2 separate regions of the Homo sapiens genome follow, and region 2 is linked to region 1. A link is an interaction called in ENCODE POLR2A ChIA-PET data of the cell type or tissue named here. Cell type or tissue: B cell. All regions are shown on one strand. Links, peaks and the distances in the headings refer to the core of each region. The heading gives the core; the rest is flanking DNA.

Region 1 (5,384 bases), core at 193-5,192:
GTACCTTTGATACTCCATGCACCAGGGCATGAGCCAGAAAAGATGAAGTGGTTGAAGAGGAGAGAGATGGATAGTTACTTTAATTCAAGGGGTCCACGTTTTTCTTATTTTCAAGCTCAGTGCTTCATGAGATGATACTGTGCATGTGGTAGGAGTTCACAGAATGTGGGTGAGCAGCAGAGAAAATGACTCACACCCTTTGAGGCCCAATATTCAGAGGTCACTGTGGCTCTGTGTCTATTTCTACCCCCATAGCCCACCTTTCTAGACAAAGGTTGAAAGGTCAGGTTGGAGAAATTTATCAATGTGTAAACATTATCTGAGACCCTCCTGTGTGTATGTGCACCTTGGGCTTACTGAGTTGGAGGGAAGCAGTGGTACAAAGAGTAAATCCACACAGGCCCTGCTCAAGGACACACACACACACACACACACACACACACACACACACCCCTATAAGTACTACAAATAAACATAAATGCACAGATACATATGGTCACACATTTGTGTATAGCTATACATATGTATATAATATGGCCTTAAGCACAAACGTGAGCACATTGATGTACAACACACAAAATATACACACAGAGACATGTAAGCACAGACACACAAAATATGCATGCAAACACACAAATACACATAGACCTGCACATAGACATGAGAAAACAAGCAATGAAACACAGATTCATACACTTAAGCAGGACATAGGTAGATAATACATGCATATAAACATATGAACACTTAAATAAAAACACAGATATAACATACATATACAGAGAAATACACATATAAACATCAACCTAAAAATACATAGAAAGATAAACATGAGGGTTTAGAAGAAAACTAACAATAACAGGCCTTACATATTAAGGGACAAAGGAATGGCAGAAACTGTTTTGTACAATGGGAGTTGAGAAGTGGTAGCAATCCCTATGGACTTCAGTGGTTTAGGAAAGCTTTCTAGAGGAGCTGGAGTGTGGGCTGGGATGTGAGATTTGGTTAGCATTGGATAGGCAAAGAGGATGGGGAAAAATTCCAGGTAAGTGGTAGAGAAAGAGCCAAAGTCCAGAGGCAATCAAAGGCAAGAATGATTCTGATGAACAGGGAGAGTCAGTTGGACTTTAGCTTGGTGTATATTTAGAAAGGCAGGAGAAGAAAAAGCTAAGCCAGATTGTGGAGGGTATTGAAAATAAGGCCAAAATGCCTAGACTTGATCTTAAAGACTTCTATGGGAGCCGTAGAAACTTCTATGGTGAAACGGGGGCCTGCTGCGGTTGAAAGCAGCTTCTTAGGACCAAATCTGTTTGCAGAATATCAATGGAATAGGATGGGGAAATTGGAAGCAGAAAACTGAGAGACTAATTAGACTATTGGTTGTATAATGCAGTGGAAAGAGCATGGGAATGGGCATTAGGAGACCCGGGTTCATTCACCTCTCTAGGCCTCAGTGTTCCCATCTATACTCTAAAGGTGTCATATTCACCCATGGATTTTCAACCTATGTTCTGGGGATCCCTAGGAGTTCTGTAGCAGGGAAGAGGAAGGGAATAGACAGAAATTTAGGTGACTGGATTTCAACCAATGGTGTACTAGAGACAACTTAAATTCTAAGAGCTGATTGTGTGAATTTATTCCTAACTCTGTGTTTAGTGACATTGTGTTGGTAGTTTGAAAGAAGCCATGATGAAGATATTTACAAGACCCTAGACGTAAGACCAGGCATATAATAGGTATTGAATAAATGCATATAATGCACTTTTGATGTTTCTGACACTGTTCTAGGTCCTGGGGGATATAGTAATAAAGAAACAGACATGAAACTTAAATTTTAATAGAAAGAAAAAAGTTTAAAAAACAACCAAGCAAATATCAAAAGGAAAATCAATCATTATATAATTATATATTATATGGCTCAGCCATGATATACCAGTAACATAAACACTGAATCTTGCTCTCACCACCAACATTGTCTATAAATAATTTATTTATTAATAATAAGTTGTGGAATATGAAGACAGGAAATACTCATATATGTATGTGCAGGACTTGGGTGAATAGAGGTGAGGGAGTGAATTAGAGCTAGATTTTTAAGAATAACAATAGCAATATGAGCATGTTATTCAGAGATATGAAGTCAAACACTGGCCAAAAAAAAAAAAAAAAAACAGCTAACAAAGTTGAAAATGATTGTCTTGGGGAAGGGGAAATATTTTAACAAGCTTCATAGAAAGATTTGATTTTCTTGATTATGTCTATCTAGCTAACAAATATGTATATTGTATATAATATGTCAAATGTTGATGAGTACCATGAAGTAAAATAAAGCAGAGCTATGGGATAGACAGTGTAAGAGTGTGATAGGCAGAGTACTAAACCCCCAAAGATGTCCGTATACTAATCCCCAGAACCTGTGAATAAGTTAGGTTACATGGCAAAGGAGAATTAAATTTGCAGATGGAGTTAAGGTTGCAAATCAATTGACCTTAACATAGGGAGATTATTTTGGATTACCCAGGTGGGTCCACTGCAATCACAAGAGTCCTTAAAAGTGGAAAAGGGAGGCAGAGGAGTCAGTTAGGTAGGGGGAAATGTGACTATGGGAGAAAGGCACAAATAGGTGTAACACTGCTAACTTTGAAGATGGAGGAAGGGAAAACATGTGTCAAGGAAAAGGGGTGGCCTCTAGAAGCTTGAGAGAACAAATAAATGGATTCTGCCCTAGACCCTAGAGAAAGGAATGCAGTCCTCTGACATCTTCATTGTAGCTCAATATGATTCATGGCAGACTTCTGACCTCCAGGACTGTATGATGGTTAATTTATGTTGCTTTAAGCCAGTAAAGTTGTTCTAATTTGTTATGACAGTGATGTAACACTAATACAGAGAGTAACGAGATAGCATGTATTCTCAGAGGAAATAATATTTGAACAAACCTGAATGAAATATGAGAGTAGGCTTAGCAGATATCTGAGGAAAGATAATTCCAGGCATGGAGGACTGCAAGCGCAAAGACTTTGAGGCAAGAACATGCCTAGAATGTTCAAAGAGGTGGGTTTGGAGCAGAGGGAGTGAAGGAGAAAATTGGGAGAAGATAAGATGGGAACGGAAAAGGGTGAGGGAGAGTATATTATGCAGGTTCTTGTAGGGCATTTAAATGATTTTAACTTTTATTCTGAGATAAGGAACAATTGGAGGGATCTGAACAGGAGGATGAGACAATCTTATTTGTGTTTTAAAAGGATTGCCCTTACTTCTCTATTGTAGAATATAGATGAGCAAGAGTAGAAGCAGGGGTACCAGTCTGGATTTGCAACAAATGAGTAAATGCAGGACAGTGACAGTGAAATCAGAGTATAAGGGGTGGATGCCAGAGACTGTGGAAAGAAGAGTGACTAGGTTTTGGTTATGTGGCAGAGTGAATCATGGCTAAGTGGAAAGCATAAATACTACTCATGTTGTAGATATGGCTGTCCTGGGCAACAATAAGGCCATAAACAGAGCTCAGAAAGTGTTCAAGGGGAGGGGTTATTTTTAGCAGAAGACAGTTTGGGATTAGCCATGTGGAAACAGAGATGATGGGACTCCTGCAGTGAGATGTCCTCATAGGGTGAAGAAGGTAGGACTGGAGTTCAGGGGAGATCATGCCTAGAGGGAGAACTTTGACAATCATTCAAAGACATGTGATGGTGAAGCCATGGGAGATTGTCATATCCCTCAGTATAGGAAAGTGCAGAAAGAAGCAGGTATCTAAGGATGGAGAGCTGAGAGTTCTATGTGGCACTCAACTCTCTCCTTCACCACCAATTCTAGATCCATACTTAAAATCACAGAAAGTCAGAGCCTACAGGACCCTTTGAGACCACAATGAGTCCTCCTCCTTCGCCTTGACTTCACAGGGGAAAAACATGAAGCTTAGTGATGGAATAGAATGTGTTTAATGATACACAGTGAAGATCAGTGGCAGAGGTAGGACTAGAACCCAGACTACCTTTATTTACATCACACTGCCACTCGTGCTGCTACATCCTCTAATTATGCAGGTTCTAAGAAATTACCCTCAAAAATGCATTTGGGAGAGGCCATTTCTAGACTGGACAGAGTGGAGCTGCTTTGTCCTTACTGAGCCCTAGTTGCTCTCTCTGAAGTGAAAAGCTAATAGTATTAATCAGTCAACTAAAACAACCAAGAGTGTACTTGAAAATCAAGCTGGGATCCATTGGTTACATGCATGCATGCAGAATGGAAAACAAACAAAAAATAAACTATATGCCACCGCCCTTATTTTTGATTGAACAATAAGAAGCAGTGTTTTTTGAGCTCTGGTTTTTAAGGTGACAGAAAAAGAGGAAGTGAGACAGTTGTGGCTGTGAGTGGGTGGATGTGATACATAAACTGAAAAAATTTTGTCATTTTCCTACTTCCACCCACTCTACCTACTGACTTGGAGAGTTCAACAAACAACAGCCTAGGAAGATCCCTGGTAGGCTAAGCCTGCAAGCCTTTTTCCTGGTTCCTCTTAAATGGACTTTCAATTTAAATCCAATTAATTTCATCAAAAGACTCGAGTACTTACTGTGTATGTCAGGCTTGTGTTAGGGACCTTACAAAAATTTTCTCCTTCATTCCTTCATAGTAGCTTTATGAGAAAGGTACTAATTTATTCACATTTTACAAAGCGTGTAAGGCTCAAGGCCTGGGCTCCAAATTTAATTTGAAATGGAGCTGGGAATTGAACCTATACGGTTTAAGGATAGAGTCCATGTTCTGGCTACCACTATCCAATACTGACTCTTGTACTATGAGTTTTATCTCTGTAACTCTAGGCCCAGCCAAGGGACTCATATGTGTCAGGTTCCGTCTGTTAGGTATAACCAAATTGAATGTAGAAGGTACTATCCTAGGAGGTTAAACTAATATAAAACTACAAGGAAACAAAGATCCAAATTCCCCTCAGAGTCAGGAAAGGCTTTGAGGGGGTAGGTCATGGCATTTCCAGTATACTTTGAGGATTGGGTAGGTCTTTTTCCTTTTCCATTTTTTTTTTTTTGAGACAGAACCTCCCTCTTTTTCCCAGGCTGGAGTGCAGTGTCATGACCACCGCTCACTCCAGCCTCAAACTCCTAGGCTCAGCAATCCTCCTCCCTCAGCCTCCTGAGTACCTGGGACTATGCACACCATCAGTGTAGGTCTTTTATAGGAAGAATTAAGAGCAAATAAGGAGGTTGTTCCAAATGGAAGTTCAGGGTGAAGCAGGACGACTTTTGTACAGTTGAATAACTTCATTTTTAGCATCTCTAGCCTTGACTAGTTTGCTAGACTGCAGACCCCAGATGTGAGGCAGCTGTTTTCTTCAGGACAGGATTTGACCTATGCTATACCCA
Region 2 (5,384 bases), core at 63-5,062, 170 kb before region 1:
AGTAGTAAAAGTGGCCTGTCTTAATACTTTAGTTTTGTGAAGCATTGGAACCTACAGTTCTTTCTTGCTCACTGCAGTGATTTTCATGCTGTGCTGCTCAGAAGCTGAGGCTTCTGGTGGCAGGGCAGGGGGGTTGTCTCACAACTGACCTAGCAGCAAAAATGTAAATGGCTGGAGGAATCCATGTAACTCTTTTGGTTGTTTCATCTATTGGTTAAGGGTTTGTTAAAAGATAAAAATTAATCAGCTGCTAAAAATTTTGAAAACCAATGCTCATCACAACAAAATTCATATCATATGTCATTTCAAAACTCAATTTATTAGAGACATAAATGCCCTTGGACACATTCTAATTTTTACAACTCGATTTTAATTAAATGAGATAATGCATGTAAAATACCTCGCACAAGGCTTTGCACATGGGAGATGTTCAGAAAATAAAATAATGATGAATTACTTTATTTTCTTCATTGTGTGCTCTTCCTCAGATCACAAGCTAGCTGAAAGGAGAGAATGGGGCCATTTTTTAATGGGCTATTGCAAAATACATGAAACATAAATGTTCACTTTAAAGTTGAAAATATTTTATCCCAAGTTGCGGTCAATTAATAGGCTCAGAAAAAATATTATGGTTGCTGCATTTATTTATTATTTCAATCAGGAAATATTCATGGAGCACTCGCTATGCATTACGCACTGTGCTATGTCCTGAGCATACAAGTCAGACAGTCCCTGCTGTCAAGTAGATCTTCTCATTTGAAGGAAGCAGACAAGTAAGAAAAAAAATCAGTATAAATGAAAACCTAATATACAATAAAGGTTCCACCAAAAATTAATCGGGACAGAATGGATTATTTAGTAGATAATGTTGGAAAAACTGGCTCACTATATTAAGAAAAATAAAACTGAATCCCTGGCTAACACTACATACAAGGATGGATTCAAAATTGATTAAACATCTAAATATTAAAGATGAAACATGTAAAGTTAGTAAAAATTTGTAAAGTTAATTAAAAAAAATTAGGAAAATGTATTTGTGACCTAGGGACAAAAAAGGATTTCCTTGTTTTTTTTTTTATTTCCAACTTTTATTTTAAGTTCAGGGGTACATGTGCAGGATGTACAGGTTTGTTACATAGGTATATGTGTGCTACAGTAGTTTGCTGTACAGATCAGCCCACACCTAGGTATTAAACCCAGCATCCGTTAGCTATTCTTCCTGATGATCTCCCTCCTCCAACCCCCCACCCTCTGAAATGCCCCAGTGTATGTCATTCCCCACTTGTGTCCATGTGTTCTCATCATTCAGCTCCCACTTATAAGTGAGGACACGCAGTACTTGGTTTTCTGTTTCTGGCGTTAGTTTGCTAAGGATAATGGCTTCCAGCTCTATCCATGTCCCTGCAAAGGGCATGATCTCATTCCTTTTTATGGCTGCATAATATTCCACAGTGTGTTTGTACCACATCTTCTTTATCCAGGCTATCATTGATGAGCATTTATGTTAATTCCGTGTCTTTGCTGTTGTGAATAGTGCTGCAATGAACATACACATGCATGTATCTATTATAATTATTATTATAATTATTCTATTATAATAGAATAATTTATATTCCTTTTGGTATATACCCAGTAATGGGATTGATGGCTCAAGTGGTATTTCTAGTTCTAGGTCTTTGAGGAATCGCCACACTGTCTTCCACAATGGTTGAACTAATTTACATTCCCACCAACAGAGTATTTCTCCGCAGGCTTGCCAGCATCTAATTTTTTTTTGTCTTTTTAATAATCACCAGTCTGACTGGCATGAGATGGTATCTCATTGTGGTTTTGATTTGCATTTCTCTAATGATCAGTTATGTTGAGCTTTTTTTCATATGTTTGTTGGATGCATACATGTCTTCTTTTAAGAAGTATCTGTTCATGTTCTTTACTCACTTTTTAATGGGGTTACTTGTTATTTTCTTGTAAATTTGTATAAGTTCCTTGCAGACTCTGGATATTAGACCTCAGTCATATGGATAGATTGCAAAAATTTTCTCCCATTCTGTAAGTGGTCTGTTCACTGTGGTGATAGTTTCTTTGCTGTGCAGAAGCTCTTTAGTTTAATTAGATACCATTTGTGAATTTTTGCTTTTGGCGTTTTCTTTTTTTAAAAAATTTTATTATTATTATACTTTAAGTTTTAGGGTACATGTGCGCAATGTGCAGGTTTGTTACATATGTATACATGTGCCATTTTGGTGTTTCCCCATGCCTATGTCCTGAATGGTATGGCCTAGATTTTCTTCTAAGGTTTTTATAGTTTTGGGTTTTACATTTAAGTCTTTAATCCATCTTGAGTTAATTTTTTTATAAGGTGTAAGGAAGGGATCCAGTTTCAATTTTCTGCATATGGCTAGCCAGTTCTCCCAGTACATTTTATTAAATACGGAATCCTTTTCCTATTGCCTGTTATTGGTCTGTTCAGAGTTCCTATTTCTTCCTGCTTTAATCTAGGAGGGTTGTTTGTTGGCATCCAGCCAGGAGGTAGTGCTTTCAAGAGTGTATCAGCTGCAGAAGTATAGAGAGAAACTTGCCTTGGGGTCGCCTGGTTTAGTATTCAGGTTTCTCAGGTGGTGGGCAGGACCACAGAGCTCCCAAGAGATTATGTCCTTTGTCTTCGTCAACCAAGGCCGGTAGAGAAACACCACCAGGTGGAGCCAGGGATAGGACTACTCGAGCTCACACTGTCCTTGGGCAGGGCTCACTGCGATTGTGTGGTTCCCAGGACAATGGAGTTATAGTCCCAGGGGAATTATGCCTGCCTCTGCTGAGTCATACTGGTAACCAGGGAAGTAGGGGAAATCAGACAGTCACAGGCCTCACCTTGCTCCCAAGGAGCCTGCAGTTCTAAAGGCCAGTCTCACTCCCACTGTGCACACCCACCCCCAACAGCACCGAGTGACCACCAGCATCCTTGCTGAGAAAGCAAGTAGACTCAGTTTTTTGGTATCTCAGGGAGCCTACAGTGGCTCCAGTTCCTTCAGAGGGTCTGTGAATTCTCTCAGTTTTCCTGGTATGTTCCTGCGGTAGTTCTTGGAGCAAAAGTTCATGATGTGAGTCTTCACATGCTGCTCTGTCTGTCTGAGTGGGAGCTGCAAGCTAGTCCTGCCTCCTATCTGCCATCTGAGACCTGTGGGCTTTTCTCTTTTCCATGTTCCCCTACCTAAATCCCTGGCACAATACCTTTCTAATATTCTTCTGCAGTTTTCTGTTCTCTTAGGAACGCTTCTCTTCTTCCTCATGATTCTATGCCTTTTCTGCAGTCCTGTTTCTTTGAGACCCTTCCCTGTATCACTGGTGCTTCATCCATTTTCTGTAATCTTACCTCTTTCCTAGGTTTCTGGGGTTTCTTGGTCTCTTGGAGTTCCCTATCCCCTATGTCCCTGTGGCATCATCTGTTTTTCTAGTATCCTCTCTAGATCTCTGAGGCTTCACCCATTTTTTTCTGGGGTCTAATTTTTTTTCCTGTAGTTTCCCTGTTCAAATCCCCAGAGCTCCACTTTGTTTTCAGATTCTATGTCCCTGCTGGTGTCTCTTTCCACTTTCTTGGCCTCTTTCTCTTCCTGAATTTCTTCAGTCACCTTGGTTTCTCCTCTCTGGTGTTGTTTTTTGGTTTTTTTTTTTGTTTGTTTGTTTTTTCTGGACCTTGTCTGCCAACCCCCACTTTCCTACTAAGCCTGATGCTGAGGTAGCTAATTCAGCATGATTTGTGCTTAGGTGGTGCAGAATCCAACCCCGCAGGAAATGTGCCAGAATTCTATCATTTAAAGGTTGGAGAGTCAAGAGGAAAGAAGTAAAAGTGAGTGCACACTGTCTGCCAAAATCTGTGTTGTGCTTTTTCACATGCATTACCGACTGCAATCCTCACAGTAGCTCTGTGCATGGATTTTGGTATCCCCATTTGACATATGAATAAACTGTGGCTTAGTGGAGAAAAGCTTCTTGGAGCTGGATGGAGCAGAGGGAAATCCTTGCCCTCTCCGAGTGTTAGGTAGGGTAGGGAGTCATCACCTGCATTCTAGAGAGGGGGCTCAGGCGTCTCTGCCCAGGCTGCACCTCTCAGACTAGGGAGAATTCCAGCTCTACAGAGGCCCATGGCAGCCTACTCTCTCAGGATCTGACTCTGCAGGGCGCTCTCCCGGCGTGGCAGGAAAGAAAAAAGTGGTTTTCGCACCTTGGTGGTGGCTTCAACACCTCCAAGTTTGGGGTGTGAAAGTGGGATGTTGGCAGGGCTTCCAAGCTATGAGGGGTGGAGTTGGTCCTGAGGTGCTCCCTCCCTCAGCCCTATCTCCCACCACACCCTTGCATGCATCTTGGTGGCCATAGAGCGCAATGGCCACCTGTTCCTTTCCTACGGCCCCAACTACTTACCTTGCTCGGATCCTTGTTTCAGGTGTCCACGTGCCTTGGCTAACCAGATCTGGGACATGGCTGGCTAGTGCAGGGCTTGTCCTGTGCCGCCTTCACCCGAAGGATGGGGGAGGTGTGCACCACAGGGTTGCAATTCCAGCAGGTGAGAAATCTGCAGTGCCTGCAGCTGGAGCTTTGGTGGGGATGCCACAGCTGCAAAGCTCTCTTTGGCAACCTACTGCCCAGAGTCCCGGTGGCCCCGACTGGTGGGAGTGCCTGGAAGGCCAGGAAGTGAGTGTGGCCTAGGTATCAGGAGAGAGGGAGAGAGAGAAGAGGGCCTACAGCGTTGGAGCACGGCTGCACAGCCTGCTCCTGGACTGTACAACTTACTCCTGGACTGCACAACTTGCTCCTGGACTGCAACCTGGACTGTCACGAAACAGCTCAGTGACCAGAGATGATGTGGTCGGCCTGCTGGCTCTGTTAAAGGGTTTCAAACTTCCCAGTAGCCTGCCTTCTGGCCATCCAGCTAGGCTTCTCCTTGCCTGCTAAATAAGGGCATGAGTCACCTGGGACCCTGCTGCACCAGACTGGAATGTGTTGGTCCCAGTTGGGCTGGGGAGAGCCTCTGGCCCTGAGACCGCTCTGGGGAAGGGCTGTGGGAGAGCTGTAAAGGGGAGGGGAGAGAGTCTGGTGTAAATCCAACAGCACAGTGACAGGGACAGGGGCTGCAGAGAAGGCTCTAGAGAATAAAGCTGTATTGAATTGGGCTGAGAGGAGGCTGAGAGAGGGGAAGAGGTGAGACTGGGGCCATTGTAGAGAGAGGGGCAGGGGCTAGGGGAACCCAGGGGAGACAGACTGGGGTTGGAGGTCCAGAGGAGAGAAAAAGAGAGTCCATGGCAAGACTCTTGGTGAGTCAAGGCTCTAGGTGAGTGATATTAAAGAGAGCCATGATTGAAGGGAGGGGTCACTGAGAGATCAAGACATGG

Evidence for each region. Peaks named below come from ENCODE experiments on the same cell type or tissue, not always from the same donor. Only the 100,000 strongest peaks of a DNase experiment are listed, where the experiment ranks them.
Region 2: POLR2A ChIA-PET joins it to region 1 with 10 read pairs; 1 of 35 experiments calls an interaction of 5 or more read pairs at or near these places.

The regions. Positions count from the first base shown.
Region 1 is chrX:66,042,706-66,048,089 of GRCh38, forward strand. No RefSeq gene overlaps it. Among named protein-coding and RNA genes, the nearest start is that of VSIG4, 5.3 kb to the left of the region's middle. RefSeq lists an enhancer at 3,917-3,966. In B cell, for the core only: no CTCF peak of the experiment used is centred there; a DNase peak (open chromatin) is centred at 4,366; H3K4me3 peaks cover 529 bases; H3K27ac peaks cover 2,157 bases.
Region 2 is chrX:65,869,335-65,874,718 of GRCh38, forward strand. No RefSeq gene overlaps it. Among named protein-coding and RNA genes, the nearest start is that of MIR223HG, 140 kb to the right of the region's middle. In B cell, for the core only: no CTCF peak of the experiment used is centred there; a DNase peak (open chromatin) is centred at 2,657.